Linked DNA regions of Homo sapiens: region 1 is linked to region 2. Evidence: read pairs that join two places in POLR2A ChIA-PET (ENCODE). Cell type or tissue: Panc1. All regions are shown on one strand. Each heading gives the region's core, and the rest is flanking DNA. Links, peaks and the distances in the headings are about the cores only. Region 1 overlaps N4BP2 (NEDD4 binding protein 2). Region 2 overlaps RHOH (ras homolog family member H).

What was found. Peaks named below come from ENCODE experiments on the same cell type or tissue, not always from the same donor. Only the 100,000 strongest peaks of a DNase experiment are listed, where the experiment ranks them.
Region 1: POLR2A ChIA-PET joins it to region 2 with 6 read pairs; 15 of 35 experiments call an interaction of 5 or more read pairs at or near these places.

Annotation. Positions count from the first base shown.
Region 1 is chr4:40,060,503-40,065,747 of GRCh38, forward strand. All of the region lies in intron 1 of N4BP2 (NEDD4 binding protein 2), which reads left to right. Among named protein-coding and RNA genes, the nearest start is that of N4BP2, 6.3 kb to the left of the region's middle. In Panc1, for the core only: no CTCF peak of the experiment used is centred there; no DNase peak of the experiment used is centred there; H3K27ac peaks cover 345 bases.
Region 2 is chr4:40,243,811-40,249,308 of GRCh38, forward strand. It overlaps RHOH (ras homolog family member H), which reads left to right. Exons shown (of 3, transcript NM_004310.5): 3 at 1-3,157. The coding sequence ends at 152. Among named protein-coding and RNA genes, the nearest start is that of RHOH, 50 kb to the left of the region's middle. In Panc1, for the core only: no CTCF peak of the experiment used is centred there; no DNase peak of the experiment used is centred there; H3K27ac peaks cover 1,947 bases.

The DNA.
Region 1 (5,245 bases), core at 1-5,000, 180 kb before region 2:
CCAAAGTGCTGGGATTACAGGCATGAGCCACTGTGCCCGGCCGCACATACTTTAAAAATTAAAAGAGGCTTTAATAAATTTATGTGGCTAAGTAGCTAGATTTTTTTTTTTTTTTTTTGAGACAGGGTCTCCCTCTGTTGTCCAGGTTGGAGTGCAGTGGCATGATTATAGCTCACTGTAGCCTTGAATTCTTGGGCTCAAGGGATCCTCTTGCAACAGCCTCCCGAGTAGCTGGGAGTATAGGCACATACCGCTGTGCCTGGCTCATTTTTAAAATTTTTTTGTAGAGACAGGGTCTCGCTGTGTTGCTTAGGCTGGTCACAAACTTGTGGGCTCAAGCAGTCTTCTCACTTCAACCTCCCAAGTTGCTGGGAATATGGGCCCGAGCCATCACGCCTGGCCTGTTTTTCTAAACGTGGATTGTATGAGCATATCCTTTGATCATGTATTAGCTGCTTTTCTTTTCTTTTCTTCTTCTTTTTTTAAAATTTAAATTGAGACGGGGTGTTGCCATATTGCCCAGGCTGGCCTCAAACTTCTGGGCTCAAGCAATCCTCCCACCTTGGCCTCCTAAAGCCCTAGAATTACAGGTGTGAGCCACCACCCTCAGCTGGCTGTTTTTCTTAAAACTTTATGCAAGCCCCAGATTTAAGGTTATTAGTGTCTTTATTATTATTATTATTTTGAGGTAGAGTCTTGCTGTGTTGCCCAGGCTGGAGTGCAGTGGCATAATCTTGGCTCACTGCAACCTCTGCCTCCCAGGTTCAAGCGATTCTCCTGCCTCAGCCTCCCGAGTAGCTGGGATTACAGGTGTCCACTGCCATGTTCGGCTAATTTTCATATTTTTATTTCATTTTATTTATTTATTTATTTATTTTTGAGATGGAGTCTCGCTCTTGTTGCCCAGTCTGGAGTGCCATGGCATGATCCCAGCTCACTGCAACCTCCGCCTCCTGGGTTCAAGTGATTCTTCTGCCTCAGCCTCCCAAGTAGCTGGGATTACAGATGTGCACCACCACGCCCAGCTAAGTTTTGTATTTTTAGTAGAGATGGGGTCTCACCATGTTGGCCAGGCTGGTCTCAAACTCCTAACCTCAGGTGATCCGCCCGCCTCAGCCTCCCAAAGTGCTGGGATTGCAGGCTTGAGCCACTGTGTCTGGCGTATTTTATTTTTTTTTTTGGGTGGAGTTTTGCTCTTGTTGCCCAGGTTGGAGTGCAGTGGTGTGATCTCGGCTCACTGCAACCTCCGCCTACCACATTCAAGTGATTCTCCTGCCTCAGCCTCCCGAGTAGCTGGGATTACAGGCACCTGCCACCACGCTTGGCTAATTTTAGTATGTTTAGTAGAGATGGGTTTTCGCCATGTTGGCCAGGGTGGTCTGGAACTCCTGACCTCGGGTGATCTGCCTGCCTCGGCCTCCCAAAGTGCTGGGGTTACAGGTGTGAACCACCATGCCTGGCCATTAGTGTCTTTTTTTCTTGAAAATATTTGCATTAATTTGCTGCTTTATTTATTTTTTGGTTTTATTTATTTATTTATTTTTGTTTTGTTTTTACTGCTTTATTTTTTGGTTACTTTTTTTTTTTTTTTCTTGAGACGGAGTCTCGCTCTGTCACCTAGGTGGGAGTGCAGTGGTGCGATCTTGGCTTGCTGCAATCTCCGCCTCCTGGGTTCAAGCGATTCTCCTGCCTCAGTCTCCTGAGTAGCCGGGACTACAGGTGCCCACCACCACGCCCGGCTAATTTTTTGTATTTTTAATAGAGATGGGGTTTCACCGTGTTAGCCAGGATAGTCTCGATCTCCTGACTTCGTGATCCTCCTCTCTTTAATATCTCTTGAATCTGTTCCTTTTCCCTATCCTCGCTGCTGCCCTCCTACTCCATGGTTAGTATCATGTCTCACCTGGGTTGTTGCACGAGCCTCCTAACAGCTCATCCCTGCTTTCAGTCTTCCAATGCATTTTTCCCACTGTAGCTAGAGTAATCTGTCTAACACATTACTCCTCTGCTTAAAACTTTTTTGTGACTTTTCATGGCCTTTAGGATAACTTCTGAACTTCTTTTTTTTTTTTTTTTGAGACTTCTGAACTTCTTCACTTGGCTTTCAGGATCCTCATGATTTGGATCCTTATTGACACTTGGCTGTCAGTGTGCTAGCCCTATTAAGTTCCTTGTATTTCTCCCTGAAGGGGTCAGAGTTCTTAAATCTGCACTTGAGTTCAGAAGCTTCTATCTGTCTGGAATACCTTTCCTAGTTTGTTCCTTACCCTCACTTTTGTTTTATTAACTCAGGCTTGTCTTTCAGGTCTCAGCCTAGGTGGTAGCTCTAGGAGAAAGCCCTCGGATACTTCAAGTCTGAGTTACATGGGCCTCCTCTTTGTGTCCTTAGCACTCCATGTTCTTTTATTACATTGTGATTGCTTGCTTATTTGTCATCTCACCACATAGCGGTAAATGGACTGTCTTAAAAAATGATGTGATTTGCATAGAGTGTATTGAAAGAGAATGAAATAGTAATTTTGGGGTTTATCTAATACAGAGAGGAAAGGGACATTATATTTGATAGATGAAAGTTTTCTAAGCCAGAGAAGGCATACCAGGCCCTTTTATAGCCTGAATGAAAAAATCCTTTGATGTCTAATTTTTATCAATTTGGTTTCTCTATTTTATTAGTTAGGACTTTTTGGTGTTCAAGTAACAGAAATACAGCTTGAAGTAGCCTGTAGGGGAAAAAGTTATTGGTTCATATGACCATATAATAGGCATTGTATGAATAAGGATGGCCATGAAGAGCTAGGGTGGGAACTTTCCCATAGTTGGGACCTTTCCGTACTTATACTCTGTGCATACTGGCTTTATTCCTTTTACTGAAAATATGTTTCTTCACATGGTAAACCTGTTTCATGGCAGCACAGGGGTATCAACTAGAACCTTGACCAAATCTAGTGTTTGAAGGGATGAAGTACTATGCTTAGTTCATTCTAGGTTGTGATATGCTCACTTACATGGCCAGGGATCTGTTAGCAAAAAGCAGAGCAGACCTTGAGTAGGGGAGAGGACGGAGTTCTGGGCAGACATAAAGAATATCCACTTTAATTCTTTATCGTTTTATTGATTTATTTATTTTTAATTAAATTAATTAATTAATTAATTTTTTTGAGACGGAGTTTTGCTCTTGTTGCCCAGGCTGGAGTGCAATGGTGTGATCTCGGCTTACTACAACCTCCACCTCCCGTGTTCAAGCGATTCTCCTGTCTCAGCCTCCCGAGTAGCTGGGATTACAGGTGTGCATCACCACACCTAGCTAATTTTTTGTCTTTTTAGTAGAGACAGGGTTTCACCATGTTGGCCAGGTTGGTCTTGAACTCCTGACCTCAGATGATCCTCCTGCATCAGCCTCCCAAAGTGCTGGGATTACAGGTGTGAGCCACCGTGCTGGCCAATTTTATTTATTTATTTAGAGAGATTGGTGGGGCGGCAGGGGGGGGTCTCACTATGTTGCCTAGGCTGGTCTCGAACTCCTGAGCTCAAGTGATCCTCCTGCTTCAGCCTCCCAAGGTGCTGGGACCACATGTGAACCACTATGCCTGGCCTCATCCACTGTAATTCTTAACCACCTTTCTGATTATGAATTTATTTTCATTGGTACTTTATTTGTGGTAAAGAGATGCCCTGTACTATGGACCTGTGTATTCCAGGTACGAAAATGGTAAGTCCAACATTTTAAAGAAGTTGGCCTTTTGGCTTATGCTAGCTTATAACAAGTACTTATTTATTGATTGATTTATTTGAGACAGAGTCTCGCTCTGTTGTCCAGGCTGGAGTGCAATGGTGTGATCTTGACTCACTGCAACCTCTGCCTCTTGGGTTCAAGTGATTCTCCTGCCTCAGCCTCCTGAGTAGCTGGGACTGTAAGCGCGCACCACCACGCCTGGCTAATTTTTGTATTTTTAGTAGAGACGGGGTTTTGCCATGTTGGTCAGGCTGGTCTCAAACTCCCGACCTTGTGATCCGCCTGCCTCGGCCTCCCAAAGTGCTGGGGTTACAGGCGTGAGCCACCGCGCCCGGCAATAACAAGTATTTATTGAGCTCTTGTTTGCTAAATAAAACACTTATCTGCAAGATGCTTACAGACTAGTAGTCTCAACAAGTAAATACAAAGGTGCTAAGATAGATGTCTAGGGTGCATTGGGAGCTGTGGCTAAATCATGCTTTGAGATAGTGGGAAACTTTCCTAAAGAAAAGTAAATTGAACCAATAAATATGGGTTGGGTGTGATGGGGTAGAGATGGAGTCTTGCTCTGTTGCCCAGGCTGGAGTGCAGTGGTGTGATCTCGGCTCACTGCAACCTCCGCCTCCCAGGTTCAAGCGATTCTCCTGCCTCAGCCTCCTGTACTCAGGAGGATTACAGGTATGCACCACCACACTCGCTAAGTTTTGTATTTTTAGTAGAGATGGGGTTTTACCATGTTGCCCAGACTGGTCTCGAACTCCTGACCTCCTGATCTGCCCACCTCAGCCTCCCAAAGTGTTGGGATTACAAGCGTGAGCCACTGTGCCCGGCTGGGGTTAGAGGGACTTTCAGGCAGAGAATGTATAAGGCACAGAGCTGTGAAATGGGCTACCTTGTGTGGGAAACAAATAACTAGGTACAGGTGGATTAGAGTGGAAGAAGAGGAGGCCAAAGGTAGATAAGGGATCACGTCATAGAAGTCCTTGAGTGCTTTATCACAGAGTTGGAACTTGATCTTGAAAGCTATAGAGAGTCATTGAAGGAAATTTAAGCTGGACCTCTCAGGTTTGAAGTGCCCATGGAATATTCAAGTGGATATGTCTGTCAAACAATTAACTATATTGGGGTTTGGGAGAAAATTATTGACTGGAGTCACACAGGCATTGAAGCCATGGGTTTGAATGGACCTAGAAGAGGTAAATCGAACAAAAGATTAGGAACAGAACCTTAGCGAGCAATGACACTGAAAAAAGTGAGCAGAAGGCAGAAAGTCCATGACAGAGACCAAGAAGGGCCAGACAGAAAAAAACCAGTAAATGCTGCTTGGGATGGGAGGGTGGATTGTATTGGGTCAAGGAGTCAACAGAAAAAAGTTGAAACAACAAATATAAACTACTTTCATTTTAAGAAACTGAAACCGTATAGGAAATAATAGGAGTTTTGTTAGTCTGATCATTATCAATTCTGTGTGCACAGAGAAAATAAAATTTTTAGACAGTTCTTCCAATGCAG
Region 2 (5,498 bases), core at 268-5,267:
ATGTCAGAGCCAAGGGCTACCTGGAGTGCTCAGCCCTTAGCAATCGGGGAGTACAGCAGGTGTTTGAGTGCGCCGTCCGAACTGCCGTCAACCAGGCCAGGAGACGAAACAGAAGGAGGCTCTTCTCCATCAATGAGTGCAAGATCTTCTAAACCCCAAGAGACTTCACACAACACTTATGTATGCACCCCAAAGACTAATGGGGAGAGGGAGGGCCGGGAAGCCAGGAAAGCTTGGTGTTTTCTCTGGGTACACCCCAAGCAGCGTCTCCTTTTGGATACAGTTATTGATGAGGCTTGGCCACTGGATGTTTTCACTAACTACACTCTACAAGTGAACTCCTTGCCCAGGCCAGTTAGAAAATCCCTTGGGGAACTGTGATGAATATTCCATCTTTGATTAAAAAAGTGAAATAGTCTCCATAATTTTGGACGATGAAGTGAGTTTTTCAAAGAATTCCATATTTAAAGACACATTTTATTTAACTAATAACAAAATGTATTGCTTTTGTATATATTTAGTTTTCACACTTGGAAAATCTTTTCCTACATCCTCGAAAACATAAACTCCTCTGTGAGTGAAATGCTTGTACGAAGCTCTGCCATATGTTTGTAGTGTTATTATTTTCACCTCAAGTAGAAAGTCTGTTGAAACCACTTGGCTGCTGGATTTAAATGGGTAATCAAATTTAAAAATGACCATAAATGAATCTTTGCAATTTGTTTTCTACTTACCTGTTATTCACAGTTGGATATAAAATACAGTTCCATAAGATATCCTAATACTGCCTAATGATTTTAAAGTTATCACTATATTTTTCTGAAATGATAAAACATCATTCATTTATTTACTATATTGTCTTTCACTCAACTCCAGTTATGCACTAAATATTCTCCTCTCATTCACCAAGATTGATTGAAACACCATCTTTCAGGTAGAGAATCAGACTGCTCCAAGCAATGGCAACAGAACTTGGAACAGAAGCAAGAGAGTGTCACTTTCACTTCTGGTAGGGTGGTTCCCAGGCGACTGCAGGTCCTGTGAAAGACAGGGGTCTCAAAGTTCTGTTAATTTCACAAATTTGTTATAAATTTGTCTAAACTGAGCTGTTGTGGCAACATAATTTATGAATCGTAAGGTCTAGTTAGGCTTATTGGGGGGATATCTACATATATATGTGTATGTAAGGGAAAAAAGGTAGAATTTACAGCCTTCAAAAAAGAAAAATCAAATTCCAAGCACAGGAATAAGAAAGCTATATAGCAACTGCTCAGAGAACAGAAAGTTATCAGGGGAAATACTGAATAAATAGACACACACATACTCGCACACAACCTGCTCTCACACACACAACTCAAACCTCATTCTATCGAATAGTTTAAAAGCAATGGTGTTGCTCATCTGTTAAAGTGGAGAACAGAGGACTACATAACTTAAGGTAGAAATTGCAAAGGCTGGGTTGGGCAGGGCGTGGTGGCTCACTTTGGGAGGCTGAGACGGGTGGATCACGAGGCCAGGAGTTCAAGACCAGCCTGGCCAACATGGTGAAACCCCGTCTCTTCTAAATATTAGCTAAAAATTAGCTGGGTGTGGTGGCACATGCCTGTAGTTCTAGCTACTCAAGAGGCTGAGGCAAAAGAATTGCTCGAACCTGGGAGGCGGAGGTTGCAGTAAGCCAAGATCGCGCCACTGCACTCCAGCCTGGGCAACAGAGGGAGACTCCATCTCAAAAAAAAAAAAAAGAAAAGAAAAAAAAGAAAGAAATTGCAAAGGCTGGCACCTAGATAGATCAATCAATTACTGCCCTAATCAAAACTTAGAAACACTCTGAACCACCTTTATGAAGGTACATCATTGTTATGGGGTAACGTGACTATTACACACAAAAGGTAAGGTGGCTGGCATAAATGACTTTGATTAGAATTATGTTGACATAGCCAAACCAGTTTCTCTGTTCCCTTGTGTGGTCAATTCCTTACAGCTATAATCAGTATCAAAAACCAAATGTGTGCTCATTCACACATTGCTTTCTCCTTCTCTCTCTCCTCCTATCCACAGCCAGTAAAAGGCCTGGGACCGGGGTCTTGATCTCTGGTGGGAGGATTGCCTCGGTTCCCTGGGGCTGACACAGCTGCCTTCACTCAGACTTCTCTGCTCTCCAGGCGGTGGCTTGTACTCACCTCTAAGTCACCCGCCTCCCTTGATTGGAGAGCCCGTGTCTCTAGTTCTCAGCTCAGGGTTGGGGGGCTTGAAAGATGACCGGGCAGGGGAGGGGAAGGGATCTCATATCCTCTGATATCCCTGGGATTCTCTTCTTCTCCCTCAACCCACAGAGTCTTAAATCACGGATGCGGGTGTTCAGGGCCAGCCTTTGCCATGAGAGGTATTTAACATGTCAGTGGGAAGGAATTTCTATTCACTGCAGTGGGCTGTCCCCCAGGCTTTTCTTTCTCTCTTGTTGAAGAGAGATGGGGGTGGGTATCTGAAAGTGGGAAGGGCCACCATACATGATCCTAAGTGAAGGAAGAGGAGGTGGTTCCACGGTGGCAGCAGAGCAGGAAGGGAAGGCCAGAGAGGGCACACTCAAATGGCTTTGCTGTCACCTGGGCAAAGACACACAGGTGAGACCTCCACCTGTTGGCGGGAGCCAAGCTTAACAGCTCCGTCTGGGAACTCTCATACCTGAGACCAGGAATCTATGTGTAAACCCTTTCCAGTGGCAGAATCTGGCAGAAATGGAGCCGATAAGTGTCTGTCTTCCTGCTAGACTGCTGTTCTTGAAGGTAGCACTGCCTCCTGGTCTCCTCAGTGTCCCCAGGGCTCAGCACAGGGAAGGCAATGGAGGTAAAGTTGTGTTAAACTGAAATGGAGAGAAAGACAGTAATTGGGCTTCTGTGCCACACAGTGGTTATAGAAAGCAAGCAGACCCTCACCAGCCTTGTAGGGGTAAGAAGAAAAATAGGTCATATGGGTAGAATCCGTGTGTTGTGTGTTCTACATAAGCACATACTTACTTTTGCCTGCCTAGATGCAGACACAGGTTTCTTATACTTCAAAATTTGTGGTACCTTTTTGTAGACTATTGCATATCGATTCTTAACTATTCCAAGTAGCAGCATTAAATATGTTCTTGATGACATTAAAGAGTTAATTTTCATGGTCGGGTAGTTCATTCTTGTCTCTGTCAGCCTGGGCTGCTATAGTGGAAAACCATAGACTAGGGGACTTCAATAACAGAAATTTATCTCTCACAGTTCTGGAGGCTGGGAAGTCCAAGGCAAGGGACAGCATGGTTGGGTTCTGGTGAGACCCCTCTGCCTGGTTTGCAATGGCTGTCTTCTTGCTGTGTTCTCACATGGTAGAGCAAGAGATCATCTTTCTGGTGTTTCTTCTTCTAAGGATAATAATCCCATTCATGAGGGCTCAACCCTCATGATCTAATACCTCGCAAAGTCCTCACCTCCAAATACCATCACACTGGGGATTAGGCCTCAACATTTTGAGATTTGTGGGGACACAAACATTCCATCCATAGCAATTCTATTCTGTCTTACTTTCCACTGACTAGTTAACTGGGCAGCAGAATCCAGTGCAGTGAGTGACAAGAAAGCTAGAAGCATCCTGATTAAGTTTGTTCAGTGCTTCAGATGTGCTGTGCCGGCCACCGAGCGAAGCATTCTTTTGCCACATGTGTGTAGGCCCACATTATACTGAGTCCCATCTTACATGAGGAAACTGAGGCTCAGCATGTTGATGTGACAAGGCCAAGCCCATGCAGCAGGTGAGTGGCTGCCCCAGGAGTCTCAAGTGGGTCTGCTCAAAACCACCCTGCCCCACTTCCTCCCAGAGCAGCTTGACTGAATGGCTTTGCCACATCCGACCTCATGTAGCTTGCAGCTCCACCCCTGCCAGTCAAGTAGCCTGTATTTTAAAAAATATATTTTTATTTTTATTTTTTAATTTTTAGATTTTTTTTATTTTTTTGAGACGGAGTCTCGCTCTGTCACCCAGGCTGGAGTGCAGTGGTGTGATCTCCGCTCACTGCAAGCTCTGCCTCCCGGGTTCATGCCATTCTCCTGCCTCGGTCTCCCGAGTAGCTGGAAAAATATATTTTTAAATAAAATATTCCAAGTCTGACCTTTGTCCTGCCCTTGTCTTTCTGGCAATGAGAATGGGACCCACCTATGTCACACAACACCATCATTTGCAAAGGTCTCCATTCCAATCCTTGGTATTTAAAGCATAACTCCAAAGGCTGATTGCATATAAATTGGCAGAGATGAAATACACCATTATTTAATGTTATAAAAAGCTTGGGAAATATTCTCTTTTTCTTTTTTTATTAAAAAACTTTTTTTGAGACAGGGTTTTGCTCTGACACCCACAGTGGAGTGTAGTGGTGTGATCATGGCTCACTGCAGCCTCAACTTCTGGAGCTCAAGTGATCCTCCCACCTCAGCCTCCCAAGTAGCTGGGACCATGGGTGCACACCACCAAACTTGGCTAATTTTAAAAATTATAGAGACAGGGTCTCACTACGTTGCCCAGGCTGGTCTTGAACTCCTGGGCTCAAGCGATCTTCCCACCCTGGCCTCCCAGAGTGCTAAGATTACAGGTGTGAGCCACTGTGCCCAGCCAATATTCTCTTTCTCTTCATTTTTTGTTTGTTTGTTTGTTTTGTTTTTTGGAGATGGAGTTTTGCTCTTGTCGCCCAGGCTGGAGTGCAATGGTGCACTCTCGGCTCACTGCAACCTCTGCTTTCTGGGTTCAAGTGATTCTCCTGCCTCAGCCTCCCAAGTAGCTGAGATTACAGGCATGTTCCATTACGCCTGGCTAATTTTGTATTTTTAGTAGAAATGGAGTTTCACCATGTTGGTCAGGCTGGTCTTGAACTCCTGACCTCAGGTGCTCCACCCGCCTCGGTCTCCCAAAGTGTTGAGATTACAGGCGTGGGCCACCGTGCCTGGCCAATATTCTCTTTTTCTTATCTCACTTTTCCACCCCTCAGGTTTCAGGTATTTCCTTTGAACAAGGGAGTGACAGGGAAGAGGAGAGTTTGGCTCTTCTCTTTCAAGGATTTCGTACTTAGGAGGCGCCCTTTACCCAGAATGAAATGTGATGAAAGGACTCACTTTGGTGCATCTGTAGAGTTATGACATGACAGAGGGGACAGGGCTCTGTGAGTGCTCGGCCCCAGTGCTGAGAAAGAAATGCTTACAAGTTGAGTGGGGTCAGTACAACTCAATAGTAGGAACTTACTTTTCGTGAGACTGTATCTGTCCAGATAAAGCAAAGAAACATAATCAATGGCTAAGATGTCAAGCAGGTTTTCACAAGAAAAGATAAGCTCTGAAAATTATTTGAGCTATGAGTTCATAAAAAGTTCTTGATTAAACCTGAAGTCTACATTAGCTTTTTGGTAGATTCTAAAATGCATCCCGACCTGGAACTCAATACTAATGGTAGATAAAAAGCCATGATGAGGGAGTGGAGAGACC